3 separate regions of the Homo sapiens genome follow, and all the other regions are linked to region 1. A link is a contact called in ENCODE Hi-C or POLR2A ChIA-PET data. All regions are on one chromosome and are shown on one strand. The core of a region is the stretch at or near the end of the contact, and the rest is flanking DNA. Distances in the headings are between cores, read along the strand shown. Region 1 holds the start of EED (embryonic ectoderm development). Region 2 holds the start of FZD4 (frizzled class receptor 4). Region 3 holds the start of PRSS23 (serine protease 23).

What was found. Hi-C counts contacts between places; a loop is a spot of excess contacts on that map. ChIA-PET counts read pairs that join two places held with the same protein, here RNA polymerase II (POLR2A). Pooled maps may share reads with other maps.
Region 2: a loop to region 1 is called in a map of gastrocnemius medialis, with 3 times the contacts of the local background. The contact joins the promoter of FZD4 here to the promoter of EED in region 1. A Hi-C loop is called at or near these places in 1 of 168 maps with a recorded cell type or tissue (gastrocnemius medialis) and 4 of 50 pooled maps.
Region 3: a loop to region 1 is called in a map of chondrocyte, with 4 times the contacts of the local background. The contact joins the promoter of PRSS23 here to the promoter of EED in region 1. A Hi-C loop is called at or near these places in 1 of 168 maps with a recorded cell type or tissue (chondrocyte) and 4 of 50 pooled maps. POLR2A ChIA-PET finds 5 or more read pairs at or near these places in 2 of 52 experiments (activated CD8-positive, alpha-beta T cell and activated CD8-positive, alpha-beta memory T cell).

The regions. Positions count from the first base shown.
Region 1 is chr11:86,242,361-86,246,556 of GRCh38, reverse strand. It overlaps EED (embryonic ectoderm development), which reads right to left and starts at 1,804. Exons shown (of 12, transcript NM_003797.5): 1 at 1,214-1,804. The coding sequence starts at 1,327. RefSeq lists enhancers at 1,292-1,820, 1,821-2,351.
Region 2 is chr11:86,953,139-86,957,334 of GRCh38, reverse strand. FZD4 (frizzled class receptor 4) reads left to right here and starts at 1,940. Exons shown (of 2, transcript NM_012193.4): 1 at 1,940-2,534. The coding sequence starts at 2,250. It overlaps FZD4-DT (FZD4 divergent transcript), which reads right to left and starts at 1,714. Exons shown (of 3, transcript NR_038905.1): 1 at 1,623-1,714. RefSeq lists silencers at 1,213-1,362, 1,713-2,082, 2,213-2,262.
Region 3 is chr11:86,798,603-86,802,798 of GRCh38, reverse strand. PRSS23 (serine protease 23) reads right to left here and starts at 2,257. Exons shown (of 2, transcript NM_007173.6): 1 at 2,148-2,257.

The DNA of each region.
Region 1 (4,196 bases), core at 555-3,054:
CCCAAGAATATCTATCTTGTCTCTGCAAAAAGAATCCTTTCCCATCTTTTCCGTGAAAATCTTAGTCATGACATCATTATATGTTTCAGCTAGGAATTATGACAGAATTTAGAAACTGCGTGTAGAAGATGTAACATTTATTCCTAAAACTAGCCAAACTGAGAAAATGAAGAACTTACGCCACTCTTCTGAAACATTTTAAGGATTTTTTAAAAGATATTCACAAGTTGTTATATATCATGAGAAGGAGAATCACATTTTGGAGTAGTATCTTTGAATAAATTGTCAAGATACTTCGTTGACCTTACTGGTTATCAACCTAAAACATGAAACTGAAAACTTATTTATGTCAATTCGGCTCTTACTGGCGAGTCAATTAAAACTCAGTTGGGTTAAATGTTGGTACCGAATGATTACGAATACCCATTTCAGAGCTTAAAAAAATCTGATTGCAAAACATCGCGCACTTGGCGAAGCCAGGAACCCACACTTAAATACATCTGCCTATACCACTGTTGCCCAAAATCTTCCAGGTCGCCACCCCCCTCACCTTTATCTTAAGTAAAAACGTTCAAAGAAGAAATCACCCACTCTTACTTCCTCAAAGGTAGTCACTCCCCACCCCCAAATCAAAAATCGATCCTCTCAATTCGGCTCCTCCTACAGAAAAGGCGACCTTCAGGCGCACCCGGTCTCCGCGGACAGGACGGAGGCGGACACAAAACCCCCTTTAATAAAGTCTCCCAAACTCCGCAAATCGAAGATCACTTTCCATCCTGAAAATTCCACAAGGGTCTTAGAGTGACAACCCTTACGCTCCTTTAACAGGGTCCCTAACTCTGCCCCGTCCTTCCAACTTTCTTAGAAAAGTCTCTAACGTGCCTTTTAAACTACTAGAATCTCAGACCCGCACTCTCCCCTTAAATCCCCCCAAAGGCCAAAACACTCCCCATCACATGCAAACTGATTTCAGGGCAGACTTCTCAGACCCACGCAATCACTAGAACCACTCTCCTTTGCCTAGTTCCTGCTTGCTCTCGGCCCCACATCAAAATCCCCGTAGGCAATTTCAATTTTCTCCCGCACGCCCGCGTTTTCCTGAGTGACACCTCTCCCTCCCCCCACAGCAGCCCGCTCGTCCCCGCGCCCCCCGTTTTAAAAGAATTTAAAACTTTCACTCCGCAGTCTCGTAACTGCCAGAAGCTGCACTTACATTCTCGTCTCCAGAGAGGTCTGGATTGCTGTTCTCGTCACTGCTCAGCTTCTGCTTCTTGGCCGCAGGCATGTCTGTTCCCGCCGGCGCAGTCGACACTTCCCTCTCGGACATATTCCTCCGCCTCCCTCCAGGTTCCTGCCGCCTGGGGCGGGGCCTCCGCCACACCGCCGTCAAGCAAGCCCGGCCCGAGCTTGCCGCAAAGTTGCCGCTGCCGCCGCCACCTCCACCGCCCCCCCCACTGTCGCAAATCGCGCCCAGCCGCCGAGGCGGGCGTGCGTGCGACCCCGCCACACTGCTGAAAAAGGGGCGCGCGCGCGCGCCCTCCCGCGCGGCTTCCTGGCTCCTTCCCTTCCCCAACTCCCGTCTTGCCCTTTTCCCGCCGCCCTCCCGGCAGTCTACACGATGTAAGGTCCGTTGGATTAAGAGGGCAGTATTAAGTATGTCTCCCTTCCCACCACCGCCTCGAGAAGAGGCGAAACTCAAAGGGATGCTCCCTCACCCCCTTCCTCCTTCCAAAGACGTTTCAGCCGCAATTGGCCCGTTCCTTCGATCTCCGACCCGCTGCTAGGGAGCGAAAGTCTGTGGAATGGGCTACACCACCAATGTCCCAGGAAACGGGGGAAGATACAAGACGTCACCTCTTGCTTTAGCTGTGCATGCCACGTTTCCTTAATCTTGAACTTGGAGGACAGCGCTTCCTGACTATTCACGGAACTATTCATAACCTAATTCTTCCTTGAAGATAGAAATGCAAAAACAGTAACCTGCTTCCCCCTGGCTTCCCCCATCTGGCGAATGGAAAGTACCCGTCAGGGGATGCGCAGGCGCCGTGGCGTACTCTTGCGCTGGGTTCGTCGAAACCCGCCTCCTCCAAGCCCCTCCTCTGTTTGAATTCTCGTTTGCTGAACCAGGTAGTTTTCTACCCGGTTTCCGAATCCCAGGGTGGATTTCAAAGCGCTACCGAATTATACTCTAGACGCTTCGTAAATTCTTGTCGGATATTTATTCTGTTGACTATTTATTGTAATGAATGATTATCCTTCCAGTTGCTACCAATAGTGGTTAAGACTTAAATAGAAATATCCTAACATTATGAGACTAGACTCCAATGAGTTACAGCCAAAGTGCTCTTTTTAGCTGCTAAAGGATAGGCCCTGAACTACGCCAAGGCCTAAGAATCAGTGCTCATCTCCATTATGAGATTGTGATACTTAACCGACAATGTTTTGCTTGTTTTTGCACATCAGATACAATGAAATTCTAGAAGGCAACACAACTGTTAAACTTCACCAAAATATTTGCCTCTGTTACTATATCTATTCTCTAGCAGGTGCCAGATAACATTGGTGAGCCTTGTGGAATTATTATATGGGTCATGAAACCATAACTGAATGAGCAGCAGGAAAAGGAGAGTGATGACGAAAAATAAAATACGGCATCCGCCACCTTTTTTTTGTTTTTCTTAGAACATGATTGTGACTACTTATCTATTCGGGCTTCTGTAAAAATGTCCTCATCTGTAAAAATGAGGAGGCAGGAAGGGAGAAAGGGACCTACCATTTCTTGGGCACCTGCTTGATGTTGTATATCTTTTCTCTTCTAGACCTCATTACCCACCTAGAGTGCACCATCCATAAAATTCTAGTATACTTGAATTATTTCTGCATGATAACTTTATAACCAGGACATCAGTTTCCTTATCTGCAGATTGCAAGTCACTCTTTCTTTTGTAGATAAAGAGAGAACTCTTGGTTGAGAATGAGAAAAGGAAGTAAAGCAAAGGCAGGTCAGAATGAGAGGTTTCTGCAGTGAAGACTTTGAAATAAAGAAGCCGAAAAAAAATTAAAGTTGAGGTCTCAATGACGGCAGTCATTTGTTCAGTACTTCCAATGTTCCAGGCACTACTAAGCACTCCTCAGTTGGTGAGAAGAGATGAGACTGGAGTAGAGTAAGCTCCTGACAAAGTAAGACGTGCTTTGGCATGACATTTTCATCAGCAGACAGAAACATCCTTCCCTTTGTTAAGAACATCTTTCCCAACAAAGGGAAGGACGTTTCTGAAATATAGTTCTACAAGTAAAGGATAATTGACTAAAGCATTTCAAATTAAAATTACTCCGTGTGTGAGAGATTAGTGGGAGCTGGGAAGTGGGAGTCAACGTCTAGTCATAAAATTAGAAAAGTGCTGAACATTTGGATAAAGGACACATATGGTAGAAAAATGCCTTACAGCATTCATATTATCTGTAACAAAGCAAAAATAGTTTAAAGAGGCTTATTAAAACTTGAAGGGGTTATTTTTAAAATGTTTCTGATGAATCAGGGGTGATAAATGGAAATTAGTTTATATTACTACGTTATTGTCACTACATTAAAGGAAAAATATTCTGACACTTGTTAAAATAGTAAGGAACACTTAATTCAGGACTATTTTGATAGCTGTCAAGACTATCACAATAGGAGAGAGATCAGGCTCAACTCCAAATTACAGCAAGGAGTGGGGATGTATAGTCAAGGAGCAAAGTTGGAGGGGTTGGTGGTTGGAAAATTACTAAGAAGAGACATCAAGAATGGGGAAACTTTTGCTACACCAACTTAACAGAATTTGTGCTAAAAAAGGCCGGGGTGATCAGATATCCAGGGTATGGGTTTTTCTCTAAACTGATGCAGAATTCTTGCTACAGCTGAGCCAGGCAAGCTAGACAGGAAGATGGAGAAGAGGGCTCAGAGGAGAGTCTTTGTTACTAATTTAAGATATGTAAAATGTCATAGGTGTTCCATGCAGAGTACTACTTTTGTGGTATTAATTTAATAACCATAAAAGTCTAATTACCTATTAAAAATAAGTTTTGCTGAGTGCATTGATGTGTACCTGTAGTTCCAGCTACTCAAGAGACTAAGGCAGGAAGATTGCTTGAGCCCGGGATATCAAAGCCAGGCTGCGCTGCATAAGGAGACCTACTTCTCTAAAAAAGAAAAA
Region 2 (4,196 bases), core at 691-3,190, 710 kb before region 1:
TTTTTTCTGGGAAAATAGCCCTGCCTTCCATCTTTGAAGAGCCTCTTCTGGGCCCTGGTTTGGTTGGTCTTGTCATTTTCTATTACTGTGGTTCTAGCCTCAGTTTCCTAATCTCTATAAGGAGCTAACGGAACCTCCTTCACTGGGAGTTTATGATGATGACTGGAGACAATGCAGCTTCTCCGTGTCCAACACAGTTCTAGGCACAGAGCCAAATACCAAAAAAAAGTTGATTCCATTTTTGCCCTCAGTCAAGTCTCGTTGCCAATATAAGAAGACTAAAAATACAAGACAGAATATGAGTGTCACATGAGTGGCACAGACATTCTTCCAACTTGCATCTAGCCTCTGCCATATGCCACAGAATTGGCTGAAATGGGAGGATAAAAACATGCATAAAACAGTGGCAAGTGTTGGACAAAAAGATCTCAGGAAGAGGGTGAAAAGCCTTTTACCCAGATCCTCATTCCGGGGCTGCTGGAGCTGTCTTTAGCACCAGGCTGGAAAGCAGGAGGCTGTCCCATAATTGATCTCCCCTAGCTGTTTTGGAAACACATACACACACACACACACACACACACACACACACACACACCCCAATCACCAAGTTCTTCAGCATTTATTATGTGTCAGACACTGCTAAATGATTTACAGGTATTATCTCACTGAACTCTTAGAACAACTGTGTGAGGTGGATATGAACTTCCCCACTTTACAGCCGGCCACTTTGAGGCTCAGAGAGGCACCATAGCTTCAACACAGTCAAGCAACAAGTAAACGGTGGAGGAATCCACCTGCTGGGAGTTTACTGGCCGACTGGAAAGCAGAGAGAGGGTGGACCAGCACAAAGCCGCGGGGGGCTGGTAATGAGACAGGAAAGTTGGGTTCAAACCTGGGTCACATGATCCCCAGATCCCTAGGAGCCGAAGCAGAAGCAAAGAAAAAAAGGGGTGCAGCCTGGTGGGGAGGGGGTGCCCGGGAGGCCGGGAGAGAGGAGTCACGGTGGTTGTGCGCCTTCCTCGTCCCCAGTGCACAGGTCAAGCCTCTCCCCTCCCGCCCTCTCACCCTCCCAACCTTATTTAGAAACCGTGTCCCCGAGACAGGAAGGGCGGCGGGCCGAGAAGCACGGAGAGTCCCGGTCTCATTTCCTTTCGAATCCCCCTGTGGAATTTCATTTCATACGGTGAGGAAATCAGAGCGCGAGACCGTCGGCGGGTCTGCAGCTCCGCAGCTCTGGGGCGCCTCCCCGCTGGCGGCTGGAGGTGGGCGGCTCCCTGCGCAGGTCGGGCGAGTCTGGGGGCGGGGAGAGGCCGGGCCCCGATCGCCGCTGGTCCGGAGTGAAAATAGCTGTGGACTCACGCAGTACCAGGCACCATGCTAAGCCTTCTACACTTTATCTCTAATCCTCCCAAGTGACTTTACAGAGGAGACTGACGCCGAGGGGTTGAGCAATTTGCTCAAGGTCACACAACCGGGACTGAAAGCCACAATCGGTGTAAATCCAAATCCCCAATTCTTTGTGTACGTTTCTCTGCCTGACGGGGAGGTGGCCACCGGCCTAGGTTACAGCTGAAAGGAGACAGGAAGGAAAGGGGGCAGATGGAACAGGGCGCACTTCTCACCTGCAGAAGGGGGCAGGACGGCGTGGCTGGAGCCACTGGGCTGCGTCCCTGCTTGGCCCCTGCGCGCCTAGATCCGGGTGGGAGGAAAGCAAGAGCCGGGAGGCGGGCGGGGCGGGGCGCTAGGGGAGGGAGGGAGGGAGGGGCGGCCGGAGGAGGGGGCCGGAGGGCGGGGGCCTGACTCCTCCTGCGGGAGAGCGGCCCCGCCCCGCCGCCTCGCCCCTAGCTGCCCACCGCGCCCGGCCATTGGAGAGGCCCGCTGTCCGTCCCGCCCCGCCGCCGCGCCGCGAGCCTCCAGCGCCGCGCAGGGCTCCGGCGGTGAGAGCTGCGCAGCGCTGGCTGCTGGCTGGCCTCGCGGAGACGCCGAACGGACGCGGCCGGCGCCGGCTTGTGGGCTCGCCGCCTGCAGCCATGACCCTCGCAGCCTGTCCCTCGGCCTCGGCCCGGGACGTCTAAAATCCCACACAGTCGCGCGCAGCTGCTGGAGAGCCGGCCGCTGCCCCCTCGTCGCCGCATCACACTCCCGTCCCGGGAGCTGGGAGCAGCGCGGGCAGCCGGCGCCCCCGTGCAAACTGGGGGTGTCTGCCAGAGCAGCCCCAGCCGCTGCCGCTGCTACCCCCGATGCTGGCCATGGCCTGGCGGGGCGCAGGGCCGAGCGTCCCGGGGGCGCCCGGGGGCGTCGGTCTCAGTCTGGGGTTGCTCCTGCAGTTGCTGCTGCTCCTGGGGCCGGCGCGGGGCTTCGGGGACGAGGAAGAGCGGCGCTGCGACCCCATCCGCATCTCCATGTGCCAGAACCTCGGCTACAACGTGACCAAGATGCCCAACCTGGTTGGGCACGAGCTGCAGACGGACGCCGAGCTGCAGCTGACAACTTTCACACCGCTCATCCAGTACGGCTGCTCCAGCCAGCTGCAGGTGGGCGCCCCCACCCCCACCCCTGGCGGGACCCCTTGGGGAGGGACGCTCCAAACTAACTTTGCAGAGCCCATGCCAAGTTGATCATCCTAGCCCGAAGGAGACAGCTCTCCTGGAAAAGTGATTTCCATCCCCACCCCCACTTTCTCAGGGACTGGAAGCCAAAACGTTGTGTAAGTCATCTGGCCTGGGAAAGAACCCACTCTTACACCCCGCCCTTCCGTTTTTCTCTCTTGCCCACCCATGTCTGGCCCAGACCCCTAACCCCAGTGGAGCTGAGGGTTATCTCTGCCAAGGATTCTGGCCGCCACTGCTCGGTGGGCGAGTGGGAGGGAGCCAGCTGCAGCTAAGACTTGGAGGGAGTGATAAGGAGACCATCCTTCACCGAACTTCCTTCTCCCCACTATTTTTGGGGTGTTATTAAATGAAACACTACTGCACCTTTTTCTGCTGAATAGCCCCTTCTCACGACGTCCCGCAGCGTTTTAGAGGTCATGCATGAAGGAGTGGTTGGGTTGGCTTGAGTTCTTTCTTATCCTCACAGTTGAAGGCACGTTTAATGCTTGGAGGGTGAGAAGAAGCTGCAGGAAGGTGGTTGGTATATTGGAAGAAATTTTTTTGCAGTCATTAAAAAATGTAAAGCATATCTAATGATAGAGAAAATGTTTATTCCACAGTAATAAGAATTTGCATATACAGGGTGATTATAATCCTGCAAAATAAAAAATTTATTGGGATAATAAAAGACTGACAGGAAAATTTTTAAAGTGTTAACATTGGTTATGTTTGGGTTGGTGAGGCTGGGTGATTTTTAGAAATTTAGAAAAGAGAGAAGTTGTGGGAAAAAGTAGACGTTAGTTGTCCAGGCTTCAGAAATCTGGTTTCTGGCCGGGCGCAGTGGCTCACGCCTGTAATCCCAGCACTTTGGGAGGCCGAGGCAGGTGGCTCACGAGGTTAGGAGTTCGAGACCAGCCTGACCAACATGGCGAAATCCTGTCTCTACTAAAAGTACAAAAATTAGCCGGGCGTGGTGGCGTGCGCCTGTAATCCCAGCTACTCAGGAGGCTGAGGCAGGAGAATCGCTTGAACCCAGGAGGCAGAGGTTGCAGTGAGCGGGGATTGCACCATTGCACTCTAGCCTGGGCCACAGGAGCGAAACTCCGTATCAAAAAAAAAAAGAAAAGAAAAGAAATCTGTGGTTCTGGCTGTAACTTCTGAGAGATAATAAACAGACATACAGCTTACTTACTAGGTGCATGTTTTTACATAGGTCATTTTAAAACTTGGTTTGTGGTTTTGGAAAGATGGTGGGGATTAGACCTGTTGCTGCTAAAATATCCCTTTGGAAGTTTCAGAACTTTAGAACTAGGTTATAAAAGCTTAAGAAATGATCCTCCAGCTCTCAGTTTGGAAACAGCACATATCCTGACATCAGTGGCAATTTGTTGGAGAAACAGCTTTTGCAGGGATATATATTTTTAATTACATGTATCCTGGGGAAAGCGGCCAAGCTGTTTTGAAGGACAAGACTGGATCCCTTTACATGCTGGAAAATAGTTACTTGTAACTCTAGACTTCATAGACAACATCTGTAAGGAGCCAAGCAGACTGTTTATCAATGCTGGAGGAATTGAGGACAGCAACTGGACTCTCCCCTGCTGG
Region 3 (4,196 bases), core at 1,008-3,507, 560 kb before region 1:
GCACCTTAGTCTTGAAAACTGCAACAACACAGGTCTCCTCAAGAGGGCCACTGTTTGAGAGAATGATTTAACTCCTATAGCAAACAAGTGCTGGGAGGGAAAACCTAATCCTTAGGTCATGTATTCTCTATTGTACAAATTGTGAATTCCTGCAGCCGCTATAAACAGTAATGACAGAAAGAAACGGCAGGAAAGTTTGCAAAGATACAGGTTTTGGACACCATTTGGAGAGATGACAAAGGGTCTTCCATGGAATCAGTGGTCAGTGATATGGAACGGTGAAATCATGCTAAATCCTAAAGCAAATGCTTAAGAATGAACCAAGCTCTGTGAATACTCTGCAGTCGGGCTTGTTCTCGTTTTCCTGAATCACAGACCCTATTAAGGCAAAACAGACCTAATCACATAATCGTTTAAGAATTACAGTCTTGTACAGGAAACTACAAGGCACTTACAAGTCCAAGCAACCCTAAACACAATCTTGTGGTCAAATGAAGTTTAGCCTCTTCTCTATCGGATTTCAGGTAAACTAAATTGAGCCTGGGACAAACCTGGCAGAACAAGAACAGAGTGCAAAAAAACCTGCTAATATTGAGAACATGAGAAACAAATTCCCTGGAGTCTGTGGGAGTTAGGCATGAATAATGCCTGGTGGATGAAATCCTAAGGGATCTATGAGAAGAGTTACTGGGAGAACCTGAGACTATTAACCATTGCAGACTGGGGACAAAAATGTTCTCAGATGCATTAATGGACACTTATGCTACAACCAGAAAATGCATCCATGTTAACCATCCAGCTGAATAAGTCGTCAGTGTTACAAAAATGAGATCCATATTAGGCACCTTGGAAAAAGGCTTCCTTCCCAGTTCAGGCACAGGAAAGGACAAGTTACCGCTTGACTTTATTTAACTAGGAAAACTGCAAGTGAAACAACCTTTTCGTACGCAGATGGGGTGCAAACACTTTCACAAATAAACATAGTGGCTTCTGGGGGCATTTTCTAAGTTCCTTCTCCCCACTTCACCTCCAATCCACTCCTGACAGACTTCATGGTAGGCACGGTTATAAACCTGTCACAAATACTCGCATGCACAAGTAGGATCTTGAAACAACATGCAATAAATATCCTGATACTACTTTGACATAGGGCTTTTGACCACAGCTGACCTCATCTATAAATTCAATTCTTTCTCACATGACCATGTGATGAGGATTCTGGCACTGGCCTACCTGTTCCTAAGGAGTGCACAGGGAGCCCTCAAATTTAGTTTCAGGAGCTGAGAGAAGCAAGCCCTATTCCAATACCTACACTGAGCTGCTTAATTCTTACTGGTGTCACCCAGTGGGCAGTAAAACAAACAGGATTTTTATCAGCTGCTTTCTCCTGAGGTGCTGGAAAGCAAACCTAATTTGTATTCTGGAGAGGAGTGGTGGTGTTCCTTCATCTGAACAAGTCTTCTCCCGCTCCTTTTAAAACTTTAAAACTTTTATTTAAAAGTTAACTCGTGATGAATGCCTACAGGCAGAAGAACTATTTGCTTACAACAACTGTTGTTAGTTCAGACTGTAGTGTCTAGGGTTAGCACCCCCGGAACGCACACGGACAACCACTCCGGAGAAAAGATTCTATTTCCCAGCCTGTATTTGCTGCACTTTTGCACTTCTCTTGCTTGCTTAGGTGTGTTCACAATCACATGCCCAGGGTTAAAACTTAATATTCAGAACTTGATGGAATCCGGTATATGCAAAACTCAAGGAAAAGAAGTAGTGGTGGTGGTGTGTTGGGGGGGTGCATGGGGGTGTAGCCATCGCCCCCGCCGAAGGACAGCTTGCCGAGAGCCGGCTCTCTCTGCTTCCCAACCAACATCCTGCACCCAAGACAGCAGGATCTTCTTTCCCCATCCGTTTCATGGGTGACACTGCATGAATCCAAATGACCTGCAGCCCCCGCCGTCTCCCCAGAGCTCCTTCAGGCCCCCAGCCCGTGTCCTGGAACCCCGAGGACTGCCCTGGCGAAGTCCTGCGGTGCCTCCGGCAGCCCGCAGTTACCCTACCCCGCGCATACCCGGCCCTTTGTCCCGCTCCTCCCGGCGCCTCGCCTCTCCCGCGCCCGGGCGGATGCCCCAGTCGGTGCCCGCACTCACCCGCGCCGAGCAGCCCGCCCGGGCCGCGGCTCGCTGCGCCGCTCAGACAGGTGTGGGCGCCGGGAGAGAGCGCGCGGCTCCCATGCCTGCCCCGCCGCACAGCCGAGTGCGAGCAAGCTGGCGAGCAGCGCAGGCAGCTGGCGGGTCCGCCCCCCGCGCCACCCGAGGCCCGCCCGCCCCGCCTCCGGCCTCGGGGAAGCCGCGCGGACGCCGCCCGCCCCACTGCACATAAACCGTGCCCCCCTCCCCTCGCCGCTCGCCTGCGGCCGGAGCAGGGTGGAGCAGCCCAGAGGGCCTGAGGCCGAGCGTCCCTGCGCAGGTGGGCCCCGGTGGCGCGGCAGCAGTCGCCAGTCCGGGCCTCTCGGCGCCAGGCAGCACCGGCTCTGGCGGGCTCTCCTGCCCGGGACCCGCGCGCCGTCACCCTTTGAACACCGCGCATCCCCGGGTCTGGCGCGCGGCCTCCTGAGCGAGACTACGGCCTTCGCTGCTGGGAGCACGCTGCCAGCTCGCAAAAAGACCAGGTCCCCTACAAAAGGCGACCCCTCCCCCAACAGCCTAGAACTAGGGACGCGGGCCACACCTGGTGTATGGGGAGCCCTGGGCAAATTTGAAGAATTGGTTCAGAACCTGTGTGCGCCCCACCCCCACGTACACTTTTAGCGCCTTAAGGTGCTGACCGAACTCCTAGTTTCTCCGGTGCCTCCAAAGAACAGAAACCTGTATTCCCATGGCAGGGCCACCAATGCTTTGCATTTCCTTACAGCACTCAGTGCTGTGCGTGGGGCCCAAAGCACCGGGGGTGCTTGGCAGCTTCTGAGCGGCGGTGGCTGGGGAGCCCACTGGCCTCAGTTCTTCATCGGGGCACCAGCTGGTGGAGCCACCTCCTTGTCCAGTGGGCCTACTTCCCTGAATCACTCCAAGCGGTCGTTATCTTGGTGGTGGTGGTTGGGGGCCAGGGTAGGGGGGTGTGCGGGGAGTCCTCTCCTAACCAGGCTGGAGACCTTGCCATTTAAGGTCCTAGTGTTAGAGCCTTCCTATTTAGTATAGATTACTGTGTATTGAGCGTTTTCGGTCAAGAGCTTTACATATAGGCCATTGTGGTGAAGAAGGTGCAGAGATTACACTAATTTTTATAAGGAACAGGAGGTTTGGAGAGGTTTTATGACTTGCCCAAAATCACACAGCTACTGAATGGTAGGACAAGATTTTGCACTGAGCCATGCTTTCTATCAAGCTACTTAGCTTTCCTTTCTCCTATCAAAGTCTACTCTCAGAAAGGGAAGGTCTAAAGTGCTATTTCACACCAAGGTGTTACTGATATGCCTAATACGTTGGTGTTTGCAATTACTTTTACATGAGAAAGCCCTGAACACATTATTGTGTGGTCTTTTCTTTTATTTTATTTTCAAGACAAGTACTCCCTCTGTAGCTCATTCTGGAGTGCAGTAGCAGGATCATAGCTCACTGCAGCGTAGACCTCCTGGGCTCAAGTATCCTCCCTTCTCAGCAAGTATTACACGCGTGAGTCACTGCTCCCGGCCTGGTATTTCTTAAATAGAAAGGAAACTGATATTTTCCACCATTTTAAGGGCAAATTTTTCTTAGCTTAGCTTCAATTGTTTTCTTTTAAAATGTCACATTAATATATAGAGACATAGGCCAGGCTCAGTGGCTCACGCCTGTAATCGTAGCACTTTGGAAGACCAAAGTGGGCAGATTGCTTGAACTTAGGAGTTTGAGACCAGCCTGGGCAACATGGCAAAACCCCATCTCTATAAAAAATACAAAAAACCTAGCCAGTTGTGGTGGCACACGCCTGTGGTCTCAGCTATTTGGGAGGCTGAGGTGGGAGGATGGCTTGAGCCCAGGAGGTGGAGGTTGCAATGAGCTATGATCACCACTGCACTCCAACCTGGGTGACAGACCAAGACCCTGTCTCAAAACACACACAGACACAAAACCAGATATAAACTTATGTTACAGCTTTTGAACAACTCGCAAATAAAACCAAAACAGATTTATAAAAATTTTCTTCCAGAATAATAAAAT